2 separate regions of the Homo sapiens genome follow, and region 2 is linked to region 1. A link is a loop called in an ENCODE intact Hi-C map of the cell type or tissue named here. Cell type or tissue: heart right ventricle. All regions are shown on one strand. Links, peaks and the distances in the headings refer to the core of each region. The heading gives the core; the rest is flanking DNA. Region 1 overlaps TENM2 (teneurin transmembrane protein 2). Region 2 overlaps TENM2 (teneurin transmembrane protein 2).

What was found. Hi-C counts contacts between places; a loop is a spot of excess contacts. Peaks named below come from ENCODE experiments on the same cell type or tissue, not always from the same donor. Only the 100,000 strongest peaks of a DNase experiment are listed, where the experiment ranks them.
Region 2: a loop joins it to region 1, with 1.9 times the contacts of the local background. A loop is called at or near these places in 2 of 110 quality-filtered maps.

Annotation. Positions count from the first base shown.
Region 1 is chr5:168,149,530-168,155,933 of GRCh38, reverse strand. The region is part of intron 14 of TENM2 (teneurin transmembrane protein 2); the gene reads right to left. Among named protein-coding and RNA genes, the nearest start is that of MIR12125, 13 kb to the left of the region's middle. RefSeq lists an enhancer at 4,567-4,776. In heart right ventricle, for the core only: no CTCF peak of the experiment used is centred there; no DNase peak of the experiment used is centred there; H3K27ac peaks cover 2,134 bases.
Region 2 is chr5:168,203,783-168,210,186 of GRCh38, reverse strand. TENM2 (teneurin transmembrane protein 2) reads right to left here. Exons shown (of 31, transcript NM_001395460.1): 20 at 6,355-6,404; 21 at 5,566-5,815. Among named protein-coding and RNA genes, the nearest start is that of TENM2-AS1, 25 kb to the left of the region's middle. In heart right ventricle, for the core only: no CTCF peak of the experiment used is centred there; no DNase peak of the experiment used is centred there; H3K27ac peaks cover 2,554 bases.

The sequences.
Region 1 (6,404 bases), core at 415-5,414:
TACTTACAATTTTTTTTTTTTTTTTTTTTTTTTTTTTTTTTACAGATGCCAGAGGTATTAAATGGAATGATAAAGCTAAATATTTCAACAGAGCTTGGCACATTGTAAGTGCTCAGTAGATAGTGGCACTAATTGTTGTCAGTGTCTATATAGTTGTTATGACAGCTATCATAGTTAGTGGTAAGCTTTCCCTTTAGCACATAGGCTGAAGTGTAGGTCATTTCTCTTTGCCTCACTCTGAGATCAGGGAAAAAAACAAGAACCCATCCTTTTTCAAGTTAAAAAATGAAGGTTCATCAAGTGTCCTCCGTGTGTGATTGTGTCACAGCCTAAGAAATTCTCATTCTCCCAATGACCACCAGCCAAAACTCCAGCAATACCACATTGGACGGGCTGAGTGAGAAGAAAACCCACTGGAGCTAAGGGCAATTATGAGGTGCAGGAGACACGAAGGTAGACTACATGGGGGCCCTTTCTCTTGGGAAGAATTGTGCTTTTGAATATTAACTTAATTATGGACCCCCCCCCCCTTTCACCAACTGTTTTAAATATCACTGTTTTTTTTTTGTTTGTTTTTTGTTTTTGTTTTCCCTGGAGCTGTGCATTGTTGGAATTAAAGAGCACACATACACTGGACATTATTTAATAATAGAGTCTGCCATTACATTCCAGAGCTCTTTGTAGTTGAAAATAGCTGAGGTGTTGGAGATCGGGGATCACCAGGGGTTCAGGTAGCCATTTATACTGAACAGCAGTGGCAAATGCTCAGAAAATTAATCTGATGCTTCGAGGTGCTCTGGGGAAAATCTCCAACTAGTTTTGGAAGACCGGCTGCCAAAGAATCACCCTGGTCTCTGGTCTCTGGAAAACGGCAGGGATTGTCCCTCTTGCTTGCCCGTGTGTGCGGGAGGGAGCTGTGCGGGGACTCTGTTTCTAGGCACAAATGGCGTGGACACGCAGCCATGAACCTGCACGTCCACAGCTGACTCTGCTTTGTTAGAAAAGACGTGGCAAATTGAGAGAGGCAGATGTTCCTCTTTGTTTCAGTGGTGTCTGTATGTCTTTAAGGGTTTGTGTAGATGCAAGTATGGGGGATGCTGGGTTGGGGTGTTAGGAGGCCAGTGATCCTTTCCATGGTCTATTGGCTGGCTTTTGCTCCTAAGGCAGAAATCACTCCCCACAACCCCAACAGCAATAGAAACAGCAGAGCTTCCATGAGGTCATATAAATTTGCCTCCAGCTGTCTAGGCTGCATGTTTTCTGGATGCACCTGGATTCTCACTGATCAGCACCATGTCTGTCTGCATGGGACAAGGAAGGCAGTAGGCTCAGCCTTGGCTGCAGAAAAATGATGAACTTGTAAAAACAGTAAAAACAATCCTTTCACATTTGAATAAAGAGGAGAAAGGGGCCAGGCGCGGTAGCTCACACCTGTAATCCTAGCACTTTGGGAGGTTGAGGCGGGTGGATCACCTGGGGTCAGGAGTTCGAGACCAACCTGGCCAACGTGGTGAAACCCCGTTGTTTAGTCTCTACTAAATATACAAAAAGTAGCAGAGCATGGTGGCAGGCACCTATAATCCCAGCTACTTGAGAGGCTGAGGCAGGAGAATTGCTTGAAGCTGGGTGGGTGGAGGTTGCAGCAGTGAGCCAAGATCGCACCACTTCACTCCAGCCTGGGCAAAAGAACGAGACTTTGTCTCAAAAAAAAGGAGAAAGGAAGATGTATCTTACTTTTTGGTGTTTTGATGTTTCAAGCTCTTACTGTTTTTTTTTTTTTTTTTTTAAAGTAGGTGATCATGTGAGGAAATGGAGAATTTAGGCAACAGTAACCAAAATAGCTCTTCTTGGGAGGGAAATCCCACGTCAGTTACTCAGTGAATTCTGACTGAATTGTTATCACCCGGTTGCACTGGAGTCCAGCCTGGCCTGTGCTTTCCTGGGGGTGCCTGCTTTATCTCCCTGGAACATTACCTTTGAGAGTTATGGGGGTGAATAGCACCGTGTTGCTAAAACGCACCCCAACTCATGCCATGCCCCTGCTGAACATCCTCCGGGAGTTTCTCCCATTGCTTTAGATTGGAGCAGTGCTTCTCAAAGTGTGGTCCTGGGACCAGCAGCAGCATCTCCTGGGAACTTGTTAGACATACACATTCTTGAGCTACTGAATCAGAACCTCTGGGGATGGGGCCCAGCCGTCTGCATTTATAACAAGCCCCCGGGATCCAGACGCCTGCTCAATGTGAAAGCCTCTGCTTTCGGATTAAGTCCCAAACCCCTAAAAGGGCCTCAAAGGCCCTGCATTATCTGGCCCTGCCCATTTCTCTCTTCTCATGTCACATTTGTCTCTGTTCTCTGTAGCCTGGATTCTTCTTGTGGGCTTTTCCAGATGTGTCTCTCTGAACTACGCTCCCTGCACCCACTTTGGCTAAAGCCATTCACCTTGTGCTCAGCTGGCCCTTGTTTAGGAATGGCTTTCCTGGCTTCCAGCTCAGGGTTCCTGCTCCATTGCATGCTTTTATAGCACCACCTTCCCCTTCTCTGTAGCACTCCTCATAATTCTAATGAACCCTTTGTTTAAAGCAACGGGTCTTAACTGGGCCGCACTTTCAAATCACCTGGGAGCCTTGAAAAATTCCCATGTTAAACTGCATCCCAATTAAATCACAATCTCTGAGGAAGCGACCCAGACATCAGTTTCTTTCCTTTTTTTTTAAGCTACCCAGGTGATTCCTATGTGCAATGGATGATGAGAGCAAGCGGTTCAATGTCCATCTTCCTGGGAGCCTCCAAACCCCTCAAGTGTAAAGGCTTTGGCTCAGTTGTTCATGGCTGTTTTCCTAATTCCCACCCTAGAGCATTAAAGATATCTGTTGAATGAATACATTAAAAACAAACAAACTGTGCTTTGTTTCATTGCTGCTTCACTGTGTTCTTGATTCAACAGCCAGGTAAAAGGAAAAGCTTCCCACAGGCCACACCCCAAGCCTCTGGAAGGATGACACTTCTCTAAGCAAATGAAGCAGCTGGTTGCAGCCCAGCGTTCAAAACCAAGCTGATGACAGGGGCTGTGTATGAATGCGGATGTGGGTTTGTGCCTTTCAACTTGTAAGAAGCAGATACCTCTGGACTGAAAGAGGCAGACTAGGGTACCCAGCGAGTAGAAGAGAAGGCATGTTGGTAGCTTAGGAGGGTGACAAGTGTTACACAAAGGTAGGGATGACAATAATAAGAGAGTCCAGTGGTTTAATTTGGTTTTTGGAGGTGAATCAAGTTGTTGTACCTTGTGCAGCTTATTCCCACAGCTGTCCAGCAAATAATGAATGTGGTACCTACCAGTATGGAAATAGGGACAAAGCACGACTTTGATTTCTTATTTGTTATTTTTAACCATCCAATTTCTACACCCACTGAGCATCCTTATAGCCACAGGAGGGTCATAAAAATACAAATAACACCGAGGAGGCCTGTGGGCACGGACTTGTTACTTCTGCAGGGTTGACGGCTCTCTTTTAACTAGTGTAAAATCAGGTCAACCATAAATTGCCATTTTGTTGTTGTTGTTGTTGCTCCTAGTGTAACTTCAGGAAATGTAAGGAAATCACTAAATGTTTCTAATAGATCTCAAAAGAGCTAGGCAAAGAATCTGCCCCAGGATGAAATTCTGGATTTTAGAAAGCTTTTTATAGAATAGCCACAAAAATAGCAAACCCCTCACAGGGACATTTCTCTGTGCCTGGCACTTTTAGATCCCCTACATGCATTAGCTCATTTAATTGTCGCAACAACCCTACGGTGTAGGTACAACGATTATTCCTGTTTTATAGGTGAGGAAATGGAGGCATGGAAAAGTTAAGTAATTTGGCCAAAGTAGCAGGGTGGGTTCATGGTGGAGCCAGGATTTGACACCAGCCAATGGCTCTATAGTTCCTGTTCTCAACTGGGGTGACCAACCCTTCCAATTTGCCCTGGATGATCCAAGTTTTTGCACTGAAAATCTTGTGCCCCAAGAGGCAGCCTGGAATCATTGGTCATCATTGAAAACAGGGAGTGAGGACTAGGCTCTTTTCATTGGCTGTCCCAGAGGCAGAGGTGGGGACAGAGATGAAGGCCCCCAAGGGCAAGAAAGAGGGTGCAGACTTTTATACCAAGTCACTTGTTTTGGTATGTTAGGGCTTCCAACAGATTCTGCTGCTGCCCGGGGCCACTGCATCAGGTCACCTCAGTCACCATGTGGCAGTACTTGGAATAGTGAAGGTAGTGGCTCTGAATCTGGGCAGCCTGGGTTCAAACCTTGGCTTCACCCTTTGGCTGCATGATCTTGGGTAAAAATCATAAGCTCTTCAATTCCTTAGTTTCTCCATTTGCAAAACCAGAGCAATAGAACCCCAGAGGGTCGCTGACATTTAAATGAGAGAATCCATGATGCATGGCACATAATAAATATTCTACAACAGATACCTGTTATTATTGTTGTTGTTTTTATTAAAAGTGTCCTCCAATGATGGCAGAAAGGTCTGTGCGTGGTTTAGGAAAGCCTTTGATTTGCACTTGAATTGGTTATGAGGAGGGACTGAATGCTATTATTTAAAATAGGATCAGTGTAGTCAATACAGCAAAGCCCCAGAAAGGTGCCCTCCAAAGACGTAAATGAAAATGAGAAAAATGAGGTAATTTCCTGAGAGTTACGTGAGTAAGATCTGCACATAATGCATGCGACAAGTTGTCAATAGAACTCCCCTTAAAACGCAAGAGTTGTGTGAGGTGACATTATCAAGGATCGCAGGGCATAGAAATCTCAACCAGGCTCAGAAAAGCATGCCCACAGAAAGGGGTAGTCTGCCTGGGATGTGGAGAGGGAGGTGGTGGAGCAAGAGAGAGCCAGGGTCAGTTCACGGGTGAGAGTGTCCGGCTTGACAGAGGGGAGGCAAGCAACAGCACCTGCCATTTGTCCATGCTCAGCAATTCACATCCTTGTTACTTCACTGAGCCACTTCAAGGATGGTATGAAATACATATTATTATCATCATTTGTGGCTGAAAAAGCTGAAGCTCAGAGAAGTTAATTAACTTTCCCAGGGTCATAATCACTGCAAGTGGTAAAGGGAGGGTGTGAATCCAGGCCTGTGCAACTCTCAGCCCATGCACTTTGCGCCCCCCTAGCCAGGTAGGACTGTACAGGGAGAAGGCAGACTCAGAATATCATATTACTTGCTTTGATTTCTTGTTCCCCAAGAAATCTTCTGCTTTTAACTTCATTTCCCATATAGATTTCCCTTTAGGGAGAGAATACACTGAGCAGGAGATGTAGAATTTCCTCACTGTGAATTACTGAATGGCCATTTCAGGTTTGGATGGGAATTTGGGTAGTGTGACGGAGTCAGTCTAGAGCTTGATCCACTCTGTTAACAGAAACAAAATGGGATTTCTAAAGCTGAGAATAGGATCCATGAGGATCCTACTTGGGGAAGCCCCCGCATGGCGTCCTGCCTGAGTGGTGGGGTGGTCTCCCTGTCAAGAGTGTTGGCTTCTGTCTCCTGCCCTGTCCCTAATCCTTGAGTTCAGTGTGTGCGAATCAGGGGACAAATGGACCTCCAAGGGAGAAATACCAATCCCACATCAAACATTTACTGAATGATTAGAAAATGCTGATTTCTGCTGTAGACTCATGAGTTTATTCTTTCATTCATTCAATAATTATTTATCGAGCACCTATTATGCACCGGGTAGTTTCTAGACAAGGGGCATACAGTAGTCAATGAAAGAGACAAAGTCTTGTTCTTAAAGATCTCACATTCTACAGTGAGGAGACCTACAATAAACAATAAAAATTAATATGGTATGTCAGATGGTAATCACTGCTTTAGGGAAATGTAGGGGGAGGGGACCACAAGGGGGTTGTGTGTGATGGAGGTGACTGTCTTATATAGGATGGTCAGGGAAGCCCCTGATGATAAGTTGTTTGAGCAAAAAACCTAAAGGAGGGGAGGAAACAAATCATACCAATATTTGGGAGATAGTAGCACAGGCAGAGGAAACTGCAGGTACAAAGCCCCTAGGCATGAGAGTGCTTGGGGTGTTGGAAGGACAGAGAGGAGGCCCGTGTGGCTGTAGCAGAGTGAGTGAGGGGTAGGACCTCATAGTCCACTGTACGGATATTGCTTTTATTCTGAGTGAAAAGAAGTCATTGGAAGCTTTTGAGCAGAGGAGTGGCCTGATCTGACATGAGTTTTTAAAGGCTCCCTTTGTGCTGGGTGAGGAACAGAGAGAGGATGGGGCCAGGACAGAATCTAGAAGGCTGGCCAGCAGGGACCCATCAGGACCATCTGGGTAAGCCAGGGTGGAGGCTTGGGCAGGGCACAAATTTGTCCTGCTCTGTGACTCTATGTGGCACCGCTAATGCT
Region 2 (6,404 bases), core at 469-5,468, 54 kb before region 1:
CACAGCAGGCTGGGTGCTTAGCAGGCAACAAACCAGAATAACAGCATCACCGAGTCAGTCTATGCAGCTGGGTACAGATGTCCTACTTACAAGGGATAGGCCTAGGCTTTGTGTGCATGGTTTTAATACCACAGACTCTTTAGGTGAGCCCTTTGAGGAAAAAGTGGTGTTTCAGATGGGAGAATTGAGATGGATTAGCTCTTCTTCACACTGCAGGGTCTCAATGATGTCTCTGGGAAGCCTTCAGGGTCTCTTGTGGCATTCTCAGCCCGTCTCTCAGAGCTGCCATCATGCTGTCTGGTGATTTATGTTTGTGTGCCTGTCCCCCTCAGTTCTTTGTGAATAGGACATGACTCAGTCATCTCTGAATTGCAGATACTTAGTAGAAGGCCCAGGAGAGAGTTAGGGCTGGAAAAACAGTTTCTTGAGTGAAGGAAGCAAGGAATGAGGCTGCTTCCCTTAGTGCTGGGCAGACTTTGCCTTGGACTAACTCCAATCCCTCATGTTCTGCTCAGAATTACAAATCTGTAATCAGTGGAGACTGTTGTCTTTTTTCATTCCAACTCTCTCTGTGCCACATTTTCCCCTTGAGGAAGGTGCACTTGGAGTAGCCACAGGGTTGTTTTGTTGTTGTTGTTCTAACTAAAGAGAAGTTGACTTGGGGTGCATTTGGTTTAGTTTCAGGAGGATGAGCTCATGTGGCTTGCAGTCCCTTTAGCACCCAGTTAAATGGTTGCTAGCCATTCTTGAATAGGAATGTCTTTGAGGAATGCTCCTGCCCTACAATGTTGATTTGTCTAGCATCACTGCAGAGAGTAAAAGTCCCCATGTAGAATTCATATTTCACTAATACAAGGACATCAATGACAAACTGGTTAATGAGCATCATTTCAAAGACTATTTAGATTATTCACTCCACAGGAAAATCTGAAATGCCCAGAGATATTAAAAAGGAAACTTGATAAAGATTTTCCCCAATTTTATAACTCTAATGATTTACACATCACCAATAATCAATTATGAACACAAAAGAAACTTTTCTAATTTATCAATAATATGAAACTAATTTTGATCAGCCCTACTAAAGACTGAAAATCCCTCTGTTCTTTCTATAGATAATGAAATTACAAAATAACTGTGATATTAAAAGATGATCAAAGATATGCAGCCAAAAAGTATAGAAAAACATGTATCATGGAAGTGTTACAGGAGTTAATTAATAAAAATATTAGGTTATTTGTGTGGATTTTGTGATGTTTGTGATAGAATTGGCTTTTCTAAACTTTGCAATTTTTTGGGTTTCCTTTCTCATCCTAAATATTCCATTTCATTTCTCATTTCATATTTATAATTTTAGTTTTTTCTTCTTAGATAGAGCCTCTGAAATTGTATTAGTCTTAGGCTTCATAAAATCTGGGTTCTACCCTTGGTAAAAAGACTTTGAAAATAGTGCCAATCAGTCTCCAAAATTTTATGGGGACATTGTTTTTACTTTTATTCGGGATTGAGTGCTTCATGACTTTTCTTTCCTGACCCCCATTTTCAAAGCCTGACCACATAGGAAAAGCATTTCCGTTCTTTAAGTGGAACCACATAGTCTTCCCTAACAGTCTACCTGGTCATCAAGCAGGGTCTGTCCTGGCTGAAACTCTCAGGCAGAGCTTGTCCTTGCTGACGCTTCCTTCCAATGTCTGCTGGCTTTGCCCGCCTTCCCAGGCTCCCACTTTCCCCCCGCCCGGTACTAACATATCTGGGTTGGACATGTCCCTTCTCTGAAGGTCTCCTCTAATGATTGGTGCCCTTGACTCCATGCTGAAAGCACCATCAGAATGTCAGCATGGAGAAGCGGTTTAGTTGGAAAAAAGCATGTTTAATATCATAATATTATTTTATGTTTAAAAAATAAAAAAATGGAAATTTCAAAAATTATGTAAGGTGTGAGATTCTTATGTTTATTAAAAGGAGCTAAGCTAAGAAAAGGGAGAGAGATACCGTCCCATCCCGTATAATTTACTGCCTCATATTGAGGTCTAATTCCTAAGATGTTCTAAAACTGGGGAGGGAGAAAAGATTTTGCTATGAGAGAAATTCCCCCTATAATGTTAGTGACTGACAAATTTACTCTGCTCCAGGGCTTTAGGTTTTCCAAAGACCACTTGGAATGGGCAGTGGGAACTGGACTAGTAAAGATGGGATATCAGGCTTCTATGGGACAGGAGTATGGAAATGTCCTAAATGTCTGCCTAATCAGAGCACGCAGGTGATAACCATTTTACCTAAGAGAAGGCTCTTTGTAGCATCAGAAGTTATTTAAGTGTATAGAACTTGTCCCTGCATGTTTTGGAGAGACAAAGGAAGGAGGAAGGGGGAAGGATAGTGAGAGAACCATGGAAACATTTCAATAGGATCCCAATTCAGAGGCTCAGCTCCGGGGTGGGTAAGCGAGATAGGGATGGGCACTGACTCCCGAAATGGAATCATTCAGCTGCCAACTTACAATGGAGAAAAGACATAAGCAAGACAGGTCTCTTCCTCCCCCTCCCTCCCTCTGCTGGTTGCTGTTTTGAAGAGAGGGGATTGACAGCCCTTTGTTTTCAGGTATGTAGTGGGAAGAAAAGAAGAATAAAACCAGTGTTCTTATAAAAGCTTAACTTCTAATCGGCTCTGGGTACCTGGCTGATGAAAGTAAGAACAAGTCTAAAGGCAGTTAGAAAAAAGAATCACACGGCTGTCGAGGGAAACTGGGAGCCACATTCCGCCTCAAGCTGTCCTAATGTCACCACGTGGGCATGGCGTGACTTGTTCTGATTGGGCCCTTAGCTTGCACCATTGACGTTGTGGCCTCCACAACTCGAGAGACGTGGAACCAGGGACCAACTCCAACAAGAGGGAGGAGACGGGTCTGTGTTTTCTTTAATTTAAGCAACCTATCTTGAGCACCTAGTGTGGGCCAGGACCTCCTCTAGTACTTAAAAGGACAAAGATGACCAAGGGGTCTGCTGCAGAAGTTCACATGCTTAGGCCCTAAAGACTTACATGGAGATAATGACAACAAGGCATTCAGTGGCATCAACTCTAATGGAGGATCAGAGGGTGTAGTGACTCAGAGGTGGGTGACAATGGTTTCTGCTGGGGAGATCAGGCTACGTGGAAGAGGGGGCCCTGACACTGGGCCTTGCAGGTGGATGTGATGTGGTAGATTAGGTAGAGAAGGTATTTTAAGCAGAGCAAGCAGCAAGAGTGAAGGTTTGGAGGTGAGACTGTACCAGGTGAGGGCTGATTAGCCTCTGAGCAGGAAGAACAGTGACAAAGGAGGAAGGGCCTGATGTGGAAGATTACAAGGGCCAGATGAAATATTTCCACCCTTTTTTCCTATAGGCAATGGCAAAGCACAGTGCTACCTCCACCCTACCCTGTCTTCTCCCATGGTTCTCTGTTGCCCACAGGGTGCCTGAGAAAAGGAGGCTTTCCTAGGATTAAAAAAAGCAAACAAAAACAACATCTTGGGAAGGGAATCTATATGGATGGGCAAGTCTAGGAAAAGCGATTTGTCTGATCGCCAGTTTGGCAGCGTGAGGGCTACCTGGCCTCTTCCCACGTGTGTCCTTCTTGCTCTCATTGTTCACCCTCTGGTTACCATGCCCCCTCCTCCACCCCAGGCCTGTCTCTGGATCTCCATAATGGTTGGCCTTTGGCCCTTCAGCTCAGCTTGAACTGCACTGACTTCCCCAGGTGCCACCTCTCATGCTCACATGGGTGTTTTCTGAGCCTGTGTTTCATCCCCTTCTGTACCGCAGAGCCCAGTACATGCCTGGCTCGCCTCCATGCTCAATAAATGCCCACTGGATCACTGAGGCTGCAGCCTCCTCAGGGTGAAGCTCTTGTTTTTTCCTCTTTTTACTCCTCTCAGTCCCTGGCACACTCTTGGCTCCCAAGAATGCTCAGCAGCAGTTGCTGGGGGCAGGCCACTGATATTTCTCCCAGACAGGGCCTCAGAGACTCTCAAATGCAAGTGCAACCTGCAGTTCCTTCTAGGAGAGAGGCTGAGGCTGCTTCAGAAGATGCCATCATCCACTCAGTTGTCAGGCCAAAATCCTAGGCAGGGCCCTTGATTCGTTTCTGTCTTTGTTCGTTCCTTATACCTGATCCATCAGCAAATCCTATCAGATTTACCTCGAAAATATATTCTAATTGGAGCACTCCTCTTTCTTCTGCTACCATTCTGGTTCAAATCACCATTGCCCCAATCCTGGACAATCGCTGCAGCTTCCCTATGGGTTTTCCTGCCTCCACTCCTGCAGTCCTACAATCTACTCCATACACAATAGCCAGAGTCATCTTTAAAAAAATGCAAATCAGATCATATCAATTCCACCCCACTCCCTACTTCAACCTCCATTGCTTGTTCATTGCAATACAATGTACTCTTGTCTAAGTGGTTAGTGAGACTCTGATGCATTGAGGTACCCTTCCCTGAGCTCACCACCCTCCTGCCACATTGGGCTTCTATCAGTCCTTAAATCAGCCAGGTTATTGGCTGGTATAGGGCTTTTGAACAACTTCTCTTTGCCTGAGTGCTTTTCCCCAGATCTCCCCATGGCTGACGTCTATCACTCAGATCCTAGCCAAACGTGACCTAGTACAAGAGGTTTCTCCAACTAATTCACCTTACGTAGCCTCCTCATCCATGTACCCTCCCTGTCGCCCAGTTCCTGTTTCTTACTCTGTTATATTTCCCCTAAAGCAATTAAGGATACAGGAAATTATTATTTTTTATTTGCCCACATGATTTTGTCTGTGGCTCCTTACCAGAACACAAACACAAACACAACAACAGGTGCTTTGTTTGACCCCACTTTTTTTTTTTTTCTAGCCAGAAAGCTCCTGGGACATGGTATACATTCACCAAATATTTGTTGAATGAAATTTTGCCCCTTTCTTATAGATCTTATTTCTCTCTTTGATTACAGATCTCCTCTGAGTTGAGGGTCTGAAATCAACTTTCCTGGCAAGAGCATGTCTAAGAGCTTTTAGGGGTCAGTTTTTTCCCAGCACAGAGGGGTCTGGCTTTCAGACTTAGTAGCCAGCAATGGGCAGGAGGAATCTACCTAGGCTGGCCAGAAATTACACAGCAAAGCCTATGCAGTAAAGGAAGTGCTATCCTAGTGAATGTGCAAAGATCCAGAGACTTTATAGAGAGCTAGCCAGATAGAGGTGCTCAATACAACATTTTGAATTAGCAAATGAACATTAGTGGTTCTCAAACTTTGATGTGTGTCTACAGAGCTTCTTAAAAATAAAAGATGCTTTGGTTGTTCTCCAGTCTGGAGACTAAAAGCCTTGTCTGTAAGTCAGTTGTTGACTATTGTATCAAATCTGTGTATGGTTTTTCACAGATACACAAAGCATTTTTCCCACCTCCTTATTTGATTCTGGGCCTAGGTTTTGGATCACAAGGACTATATCTTCTCTGGAGAATCCCAAATGCAGCCCCAGTTACCCGATCAAACTCAGGAGTTATGGGGGGCAAGAGAGCAAAAGAAGGTTGCCTGTGAGGCCATTTACCGTAACTCCAAGATGCTGGTCACATTTCGAGAGGGAAAGATGCGTCGGATGTAATTGAAGTCACCCACATAGAGGCTCCCATCGATTCCAACAGCCAGAGCCACTGGGGCCAGCAGCTTGTTGCCTTCAGCAAGGCCGTTGCAGCTGGGACAGGAAATGCTCCGGCGGCGACCATTGCCCATGATGCTGGTGATGATGGCAGGCTGCTGGGTCAGGAACTGGTTTTCCCCAGTGCCTTTGTGTAGGATTCCTGTGGGGGTTGGAGAATGGGAGGGGTTACTGAAGCCCTCTGGGGAAGACATGTGTATTGGCCAACTGGGAGGGAGGGGAAGAGACAAATTAGGAATCTTCAGTGCTCGGGGAGCTCTCCAACTTCTTCACAATGTGGAGAGAGCTGCAGTGGGAGAGGTGGACCCCAAATGCTGTGGCATTGGGTAAAATGACACTTGGGAGGATAACCAAAGAAGCTTGTAATCCCAGCTTCCTGGTAGGCTGGGGCAGGAGGATCATTTGAGCCCGGGAAGTCGAGGTTGCAGTGAGCTATGATGGCACATACACTCTGGATGACAGAGCAAGACCCTGTCTCTATTAAAAAAATAATAAATATTTTAAATATTTAAATAAAAAAATAATAAAAGAAGAAGGTAGGAAAATCCATGCATATTTTGGGCACTTGATGAAAAAATGACCCAGGGAAGGGGAGGTGTGATCACTTAAATGCTGAGGCTAGAGACAAGGTTCCAGAGAAGTGGCAAGGCTGTATTTGGGAAAGAAGATGTGTTCACGTACCACTTTTAACATTGAGGATGTGGTGTTTGTCTAGGGACCAGCCACCGAGG